Linked DNA regions of Mus musculus: region 1 is linked to region 2. The links are chromatin loops, found by intact Hi-C in ENCODE. Cell type or tissue: heart. All regions are shown on one strand. Links, peaks and the distances in the headings refer to the core of each region. The heading gives the core; the rest is flanking DNA. Region 1 has its middle 3.1 kb from the start of Mid1ip1. Region 2 has its middle 26 kb from the start of Gm33984.

The links. Hi-C counts contacts between places; a loop is a spot of excess contacts. Peaks named below come from ENCODE experiments on the same cell type or tissue, not always from the same donor. Only the 100,000 strongest peaks of a DNase experiment are listed, where the experiment ranks them.
Region 1: it touches region 2 in a loop (2.8-fold over the local background); 2 of 42 quality-filtered maps call a loop at or near these places.

What each region holds. Positions count from the first base shown.
Region 1 is chrX:10,712,028-10,716,429 of GRCm38, reverse strand. No RefSeq gene overlaps it. Among named protein-coding and RNA genes, the nearest start is that of Mid1ip1, 3.1 kb to the left of the region's middle. In heart, for the core only: a CTCF peak has its summit at 2,398; a DNase peak (open chromatin) is centred at 1,499; H3K4me3 peaks cover 1,329 bases; H3K27ac peaks cover 1,145 bases.
Region 2 is chrX:10,855,538-10,859,939 of GRCm38, reverse strand. No RefSeq gene overlaps it. Among named protein-coding and RNA genes, the nearest start is that of Gm33984, 26 kb to the left of the region's middle. In heart, for the core only: no CTCF peak of the experiment used is centred there; no DNase peak of the experiment used is centred there.

The sequences.
Region 1 (4,402 bases), core at 205-4,204, 140 kb after region 2:
TCTTCGGGGGGAAGTTTTAGTATGGCATTCCCCTGCAAGACAAAAAAGCGCCCCAAACAAGGAGAGACACTTATGCATGTGGGTTTGTTTGTTTGTTTGTTTTTTCTTGAAGGACTGGTACTGTCTACCGAAAATCATGTCTCTTTTCAATTTTGAAGGGAACAAGAGCTGATAACAGACAGAAAAGTCATTGGTAACTCTAGAACCCAGACTGGCAAATCTCCATCTCCCTCTGGTTTACTGGTTCTAGATCATAACCCATGCTTCCAATGCTTTCTTATGTATGTATGTATGTATGTATGTATGTATGTATGTATGTATGTATGGAGACACAGTCCCAGCCAGCCAGCCAGCTTGATTTGGAACGACAGCTACTCATCCTTCTGATTCAGTGTCCCATGTTCTTTTAAACATGAAATAATGTTTGTTATCTGCCCCGTGGAGCTAAGGAGATCAGTGGAAAGAAGAATGTAGATGGGAAACATGCATTGTGTAAACCTGACACATAACAATAACCTCAGCCTTTCTCTTCTTATGCCCAGATTTGAAAACTTTTCCACCCTCTGTTTGTCAACAAAATGGAGTGTCTCCCATGAGAGAAAAATTTCCAGTGTTGCTTTAGCAATAAAAAGGAACTTCTTCTTGGGCTATGGCAAAGGGTTCTATTAGGGTTCAATGAGGTATCGGCGGTAAAACTCTTCACTGTGTACACTGTAAAGTACTTAGGGCTTCATCACAGTTTAGAGGCATTTTCTGCCAAGAGTCTGAACCCTTAAAAATAGGGAAATAGGCTAAGATGAACCAGAGAGGACCTCACCCTCACCTTTACCACTTCTTCTGCACAGAGGTGTTCAAAACAGTCCAGGCTTGTTTTAACCCTTATGGCAGACAAGAGCCAAGGAAGAGAGCTTTAGAAAAACACATTACCTGGTTACCAGTAGTTGATGTTTCTCATAACTTAAAATGTAGTTTGACCCCTTCTGAGACCCAGACCCTCTGGATATTTTAAGTATGCACCCTAATGAAAATTTGGAATTGCTTTGGGTTATTAAATGCTGGAATCCTGCCTTCTTTTCTCTAACAGCTCCCAGAAAACGGAAATCCCAACTGCCTAGTAAAGGCATCCCACTTTGAAAATTAGCTAAGCCGTGGAGAAAGCCTCTAGCCCCTTCCCTTTGGCCTCCATCCTTCATCTGGATCAATTTCCTTCCTTCTGCTTGGATCTTCTAGTGTCTTGACTCTCGGTTGCTGTTCTTACACATTTCTAAAACTCTGCCAGGTAATGGCTCATGCACCTGCCGGCAAAACTTCCCAAACCGGGCCTCCCAGCTCCCCCCTGCCCACACAATAACTCACACCCACCGGGTAACTTCAGAACGAAAAGGTCCTCAGGCCAGAGCTCCGGGCCCTTGGAATCACCCCATCGCCACCCTTCTTGCCCCAGCCAATCAGAAAGCTTCTGAGAGACTTATGCAAATGAATTTTTGGCCCTAGCCAGTCAGAAGCCATAAACCCCTCCCCCCAAGTGTCCTCTTTCACCCTGGCCCTGAAGAGCTAATGGCAGGCGTCCCTGGCAACCGGCCTGCAGCCAGTTTTCTCCTAAAGCAAGGCTGTAAAAAAAATAAAGAACGATTCCGGGGGTCACATGGGTACTAAACGGGTTGGGCCAGGCCCAGTAAAAACTAGGCAGCTTCTCTGGTTGCTCCAGGCACCTTCCCTATCTCGATCTGGAATTGACAGAAAGCTCCCAGCGACCTGTCCAGGATTCCTTTTGCCTAAAGAGAACCCTAGTAACGATCAGTTGAGTAAATGGCTTTTGAGTACTGACTTCAGGTGAGGCGCCAAGGTCTCTCTTTTTCTAACCAGCGTGCTAGATTCCTGTTAGAAGCCTGGTCTGAGATCCTGCATCCCCTCTACGTTGTCCTAAGCTCTAACTGAGAAGCTCTTAAATGCTGAATGGTAGAATCCCTTCTTTAATCAGTAACCAGGAAGTGATGCTTGACTGGCTCATCATCCCCCTGTAACCCCCCCCCCCACCTCAGTCAATTCGCAAATTACCCTTCCTGTTGCGTCTCTTTGATGGCTTAGGAGAACAAGGCATTTTAGAGGCGAACAGAAATTGCAAAGCAAAGTTGTGAGCAAAAGTGAACTGGTGGAAGAAGAAGGAATGAAGAAATAAAAAGGTCTGGCTTGGGGTTGGACAGAAAGTAAGAATTTAAGACTAGAAACCGCCCCCAAGCCAAGACAAAGGAGAGTTTTGATCACACTGATACAAAACTTAGAAGCAATATCTTCATGAAAACTGTTCTGGAAATATGACATTTGCACTCTCCCTTTAAAGACCATGTAGTCCAACCTTCTGCTTGTATTGAAATTGCTCACAACATCTCCACCAAGTGGTCACCCTTGCCTACGTTTTGTGCTTTCCATCCTCTGGTATCAGGTCAATGGTTTTAGAGCTCTTCAGAAAGTCTTGAAGCACATAGAGGCTGGCGTGTGAGTCTAGCAGTGGTCTCCCTGAGTCCACTCCATCTCAAGTCAGTTACCTTCAGTTCTTGTAACAAATTCATGCTTTGGGTTGAGCTCGTCCTGGTCACTGTCTTTGGAAGTTGTTTGGGCATGTCTACAAGTTTCACATCTGGACCTCATTCCAAGTACCACCTTTCCTGGGACAAAAAGGAGTGGTGAAAGCACCTATTTTATTGTAAATGGTAACTTTTCTAGACCTAATTCTCCAGTGCCAGATGCAATGCTCTTTTACTACGCAACAAATAAAAACTTCTTAGAATGCTGCCTAGCATTTAAGGGACTTGTTTTAATGGTTAGGTTACATTTATATGTTGCTGTATATGCAACAAAACTTGTGTATCCTATTACTAAGTAGAAGAGATTTTGTGGACCAAAATACAAAACTTTCTATTACTTTTACCTAAGTAGATTTTGGATCATTACTTCAGCATGTTTCAGTAGTTTGAATTCTGATTTTGTGCTCTATTACACTTGGATATTACCTACACATTTGTTAACTGTTCACTATATTCATCCAAACTACTGGTAATGGGTACCAGTGAGTACTGTACAAAGAGCAAAGTGGGATTAAACATCTGGAGAGCTCCTTCAGAGGGATATCAATTCATTATTTAGTATTTTTGGCGTATTTTTTTCCAGTCAGCTATGAATCCTGTTAATTATACCAAGATCCAGAAGACAGAATAGTATGAGCAAACTTGCTAAGTGTTCTACTGAGCTCTCACGGTAATGACCACCTTCCTTCTTATAGAGTTAGAGAATATTTTTGTAGTGTTACAGATCAACCACTGTTACATGATATATGAACTAGAAATAGGGGCTGGAGAGATAGTTCAGTGATTAAGAACATTTGCTACTCTTCCAGAGCACCCAAGTTCTGATCCTAGCACCCACATGAGGTGATTTACAACTACCTGAGACTCTAGCTCAAGAAGGATTCAATACACTCTTCTGACCTCTGTGGATATAAAATAAATAAAACAGGAACAGTGTCATGGCAGAAATTCTGAGTATAGGGAAAATTATATATATATATATATATAATATTAATAATATATTATATATTATTTATATTATATTAATTATATATTAATAATAATATATAATATATAATATAATATTATATATTAATAATATAATATATATATTATTTATATTATATTAATTATATATTTATATATATATATATATATATATATATATATATATTCGAGACAGGGTTTCTCTGTATAGCCCTGGCTGTCCTGGACCTCACTTTGTAGACCAGGCTGGCCTTGAACTCAGAAATCCGCCTGCCTTTGCCTCCCAAATGCTGGGATTAAAGGCGTGCGCCACCACGCCCAGCTGAAAACTTACAGTTTTAATGAATAACTTTGGTTTTGTTCTTAGCAATTCTATTTATTTGAGAATTCTACGTAGATAATGATACATTAAATTTTAATATAACAGGTAAAAAGAAGGGCAAAACCTGTTGTAACTTTTTAAAAATACCAAATAGGAACTTTTATATGCATACCTATATGTGTGTAGCAATAAGTTATGCAAAAAGAGCCCATGAATTCAAAAGATATGGGAGCACTTTGAGAGAGAAAGGAAAGATGGAAATGATGAAATATTATACCTCCCAAAAAATAAAAGAAAAAAATTAAAGCAATAAAATAAACTTAATTATTTAGTTTCTTCAAATGCCAAGATCCACTTAAAAAAAAAAAGAACAACACTCCCCCCTCAAAAACAAAAACAAAAACAAAACTGAAGGACTGGAAGGGGACAGCATTTGGAGCTTAAATAAATAAATAAATAAATAAGTAAATACAATGAGAACGTTCCTCTTTGAAATCAAATTCATAGTTTAAAAGTATGTAACATAAAC
Region 2 (4,402 bases), core at 284-4,283:
AAAGACTTGTTGAATCTGGGTTCACCTACGTAACTTGTTTCCCCAATAGCACACAGATAGAAGTGATGCTCTGAAACTTGTTTTACAACTGATGGCTCTGTTTGGCAAAGTGGGAGAAGAACCTTTAGGAGACTGAGTCTTTCTGGAGGAAATGGGTCAGTAGGGACAAGAGTTGAGGATTTACAATTGATCCCACTTCCTGTTCAGTCTCTGCTTCCTGACTTCCAATGCAATGAGACCAGCTGAGCTCCTATTAACTCCACACCCACCCACACATCCACATTATAATGAAATGATCTCCTGAAATTGTAAACTATACTAAATCCATTCTCCCTTAAGTAGCACTTGTCAGAGTATTTTGCTATAGCATTAGAACAAGGCATAATGTAAGGAGTCTGACCATCCAATGCTTTTCTAGTGTTGGAAAGAATATCTGAAGAGAGCACATGGAGAGAACTTAAGACCATACAAAGGAGATAAAAGTGCCTAGACAGCTCCTAGACCATGTAGTCATTCCTAGCTGAGGTTTCAGGTATCTCAAAAAAGGAAGATGTGCTGTCACTTCCTACTCATTCTTACCTAAAAATCAGTTCAAAAGCAAAGTACAAGTCTTTTCCTTACAATGCTATGTTTCAGGATAGTTTGTTACTTGGTATCACAGTTTGAATATGTAATAGCCCTCTCACTAGCTCCAGGCTGGTAATACTATTTGGGGAGGGTCTCAAAATCAAGAAGGTACAGCATAGCTAGAAGTACTTCACTGAGATTGGATTCTTAAAGGTGCCTTTCCCCTAGCCTCTTCCTGTCTTTGTCTCTCTATTTCCTGTGTATAACGAGTTCAAGAGCCTCCTCTACATATTTATGCCACTATGATGGCCTGTCTCACCACAGACCTAGAAAACAGAGCCCAGAGACCATGGGCAAAACCATCTAAAATGGATCTAAGATGATTCAGTCCTCTTGTATTGTTGTTTTCACAGTCCCTTTTTATCACAGGAATGGAAGGTAATTAATCCACAGAGCAATGCACAACCATGAGACAGTGAATTTCTTTCTTGTCTGAATTTTTGCCCAAGCAACATGTTTCTTTTAGTTTGAAAATAAGAGGAACAAAGGTGAAAGACAAACTTAAAGAAGATGAACTAGAAGAAGATATGTTCTGTGTTCTCTGTGTTGCTAGCTTCTTCAATAAGCTCCCCTCACTCTTCTCTTGGGTTAGATTATAGTAAACTACTGGGCTTACTGTTCCAATGAGAACCCATTTGATGCCTCCTGTCATTTCATGGACAATAGATTCTGTTCCAAACTGCTTCAAGTACAAGGCAAAACCCTTCGGGGGATTCTGAGACAGAGGCTCCATCTCCTTTGAGGTTGCTAAATCACCCTGAACGTATTTTCATGCACAGGTAATCATGCCATTATTCATAAACCACTTTGATTCAAATTTTGCCAAAAGTAGAAGAGGAACATTTAGAGTCTAAAACTTAGAATTACTGTTGCATGAATTTTGTCAGGGGTCAACGTCCCCCATTAAGAAAGTGGTCTTTAGAATTGCCCTGATGCTTCTGTTCTGCAACCAGGGCAAGATTAAAACCACTTTTGGAGCTAGATGGTCTCCAAGACTCCTTCTGTTTATGAACTGTAATGCACAGAAGTGGAGGAGAAGTGCAGATTTTGCTCCACACTGTATCAGGCAAATTACTGCAGAAAAGATTTTTCCTGCAGTGTGCTCACAGGTTGAATGCTAAAGCTTCAATATAACTTAAAGGAACATTCTCTCTTTCCTTTACCCCTTTTAGTGACAGCTCAAAAGTCCTGTGGATAAGGACCTCTTTAAGGAAAGGAATACTAATTTGACATGAGGTTTTGTATTCTGAGGGGGAATAAAATGCAGTCATTGTTTTTCAAAAGGCATTTGGATTTGGTGTTTGAAACATGTTGAAATAAACACATATTGGTCACTATTTCTTGTTGAGGGAGTGGTGAGAGTGTGTCCTGGTGTCTCCTGAGACAGGCCATTGTGGAACATATAACTGCCATCCCTGCTTCCTGACAGAAAGGCAGGAAGGAAGTCGACTTCCGACAGAACAGACTTCTCTCCCACCCCCTTGGTGCACCAATTCCTTCAGTTAAATGGGGAATCAGTTCACCCAGTGAATTCTAATGAGGCAGCCTGCTCAGCTGTCAGCAGTACCCCCTACAGAAGAAGATGGCAAAGAAGGAAAAAGATTGTGCACGACATATCTAAGAGTTAACTTTCTCATGCCAAGCAACATGAACATCAGCATAGCTTCCATGATTGGTGTGCTCACTGGTAGACACAGTGGCAAAGGCCACTAGAATGAAGTACCTGGGTCTGAAGATTCCTGTCAAGTATGGCAAGTATAGAAAGGTAATTTGAAAAACAAAACTGATTGAAATTGATGCCCATTAATCCTGAGAGAAGTCTGGGATCAAAATGTAAATATACACAAGTGTTCTTTATGAGCCATCTCAGAACTAACCCGAAGAACACTTCAGCTTCAGTTAAAGGCAATCAGCTCAAGACTTGCTTTTCCTTTAGTTGTGAAAGCAGGGAGGCTATTTACAGACAATACTAAGAAATGCAGGAAGCAGAGCTGAAGCAAGAGGAAACGGTCCTAGGCTGACAGCTGGTTTTCTCACTTTAGAAGAGGTATGTGGTCAGCAGGCCTAAGTTTCGAATCCAAGCGAAAGCATTGAGATGTCACCAGTGGAAAAACTCAAAGCTTGCAAAAGCAGCGATCCTAAATGACACGCTTGAAAAACTGTTCCTTTTAATTTGGGTATTGTGTTCCACATTATAAATCAGCTTTTATCTTCCCAATACAAAACAAAATTTTGCTAAGAATAGAGCTCAATGGCTAAAGGCACTTGACATTCTGGCCTGTATGCTATATATTCTGCTCATAACACAATGAAACAAAGAATTTAAGTGTGGCTGAGCTTTAGCAGATGTATGTAGCTGTAGAAAGACCACCAGAATCATGATACAAAACCAAATTGTGTCTCTCTTCCTCACAGCAAACGTTGGTGCTGATCCCAAATGATCACTTTTTAGAGCTTCATTGCAATGAACTCATACAATGTCTGGTTTCCTCTGCCATTTGATTTTGAGGTGTGCCTACCTTGTATGGAGCATCAGAGCTTTTCATTGTATTATAACTAGGTATTATTCCACTGTAGGAACAGAGCAGGTTTTTGAATCATTCCCAATGATGAGAAATTAGCTTGTTTCAAGTATGGACTATCATTAACTATTTGAGAACATATTTGTGTGAGTCTTCGCATGGATTCAGTTCCAGTTTCTCTTGGGTAAATATCAAGGAGAGGGATTGTAAAGTCTTGTGGTGAAACTATGCTTAGTTTCATTATAAAAAAATATATAGTCAAACTGGTTTGCAAACTTCTTTTTACCATTTTACACTCAGAGCAATGATTTCTATTAGATGCAAATGGAGTCAAGTTCAAAACACAGTATGTAAACAACATTCAAATTTTAATCGGAAAGTGTATTTTGGGAGCTGCCATTCTGTGATACATGAATATGCTTATATTGTACCCATTTGTTACAGAGAATGCAGAGAATTTCACAACACCTGCTTGTAATCCCAGCACTGAGGAGGCTGAGGCTATATAACTTATAAGCCATACTAAAGTACTTAACACATTCTAGGCCAGCCTCAGCTACACAATAAAATATACCTCTAAAATGAAACAATAATAATGATGATCATCTTTCTGTGTGTTATTTGTAGCAATAGGTGATTATCAACAATATAATATCATACAGTTAAAGGTAATGACATAATAATATAAGAATCAACATGTAAGATGAATGTATCACGCTTGCATTTTTTTCTGCAGTTAAGCACCAGAGGAACTTGATTCACCTACTTCTTAGCAATTGTTTTACTCTGTAGGATGGAGAGGCTGCGATAAAGGCTTACAAATAAGTAGTATATTGGAAGCAGAAGTGAGAGGAAAATACAATGAAAAAAGGTGGGATGGCAATCCTTAAAGGGGTATGTTAAAGAGCCAGCAAATGTGACAGGCAACAATTGTTTTGCCTTGCTGGATATTCTTTGGAGCTGCATTACATATATCTGAAAACTGCCTTCCTAGGGGATAATGAAGAGACTATTCATCAACAGAGCCCTTTCCTATTGTATTTCTCAAAGTGTACACACAAGTGCAGGGTTGGTCTTTCCAAGAGCCTCCATCCATAGCATAAGAGAAGGAAGGAATAGGGTGGGCATACTGTCTCACTGCGCCTAATTAGAGACAGTCAGAAACAAAGAAAGAACTGGTTTGCTGGATTATCCCTCTCCTTATTTCTTCTCCTCTCTCCATGTGCCTGTGTATGTGTTGATCTTCTACTCTT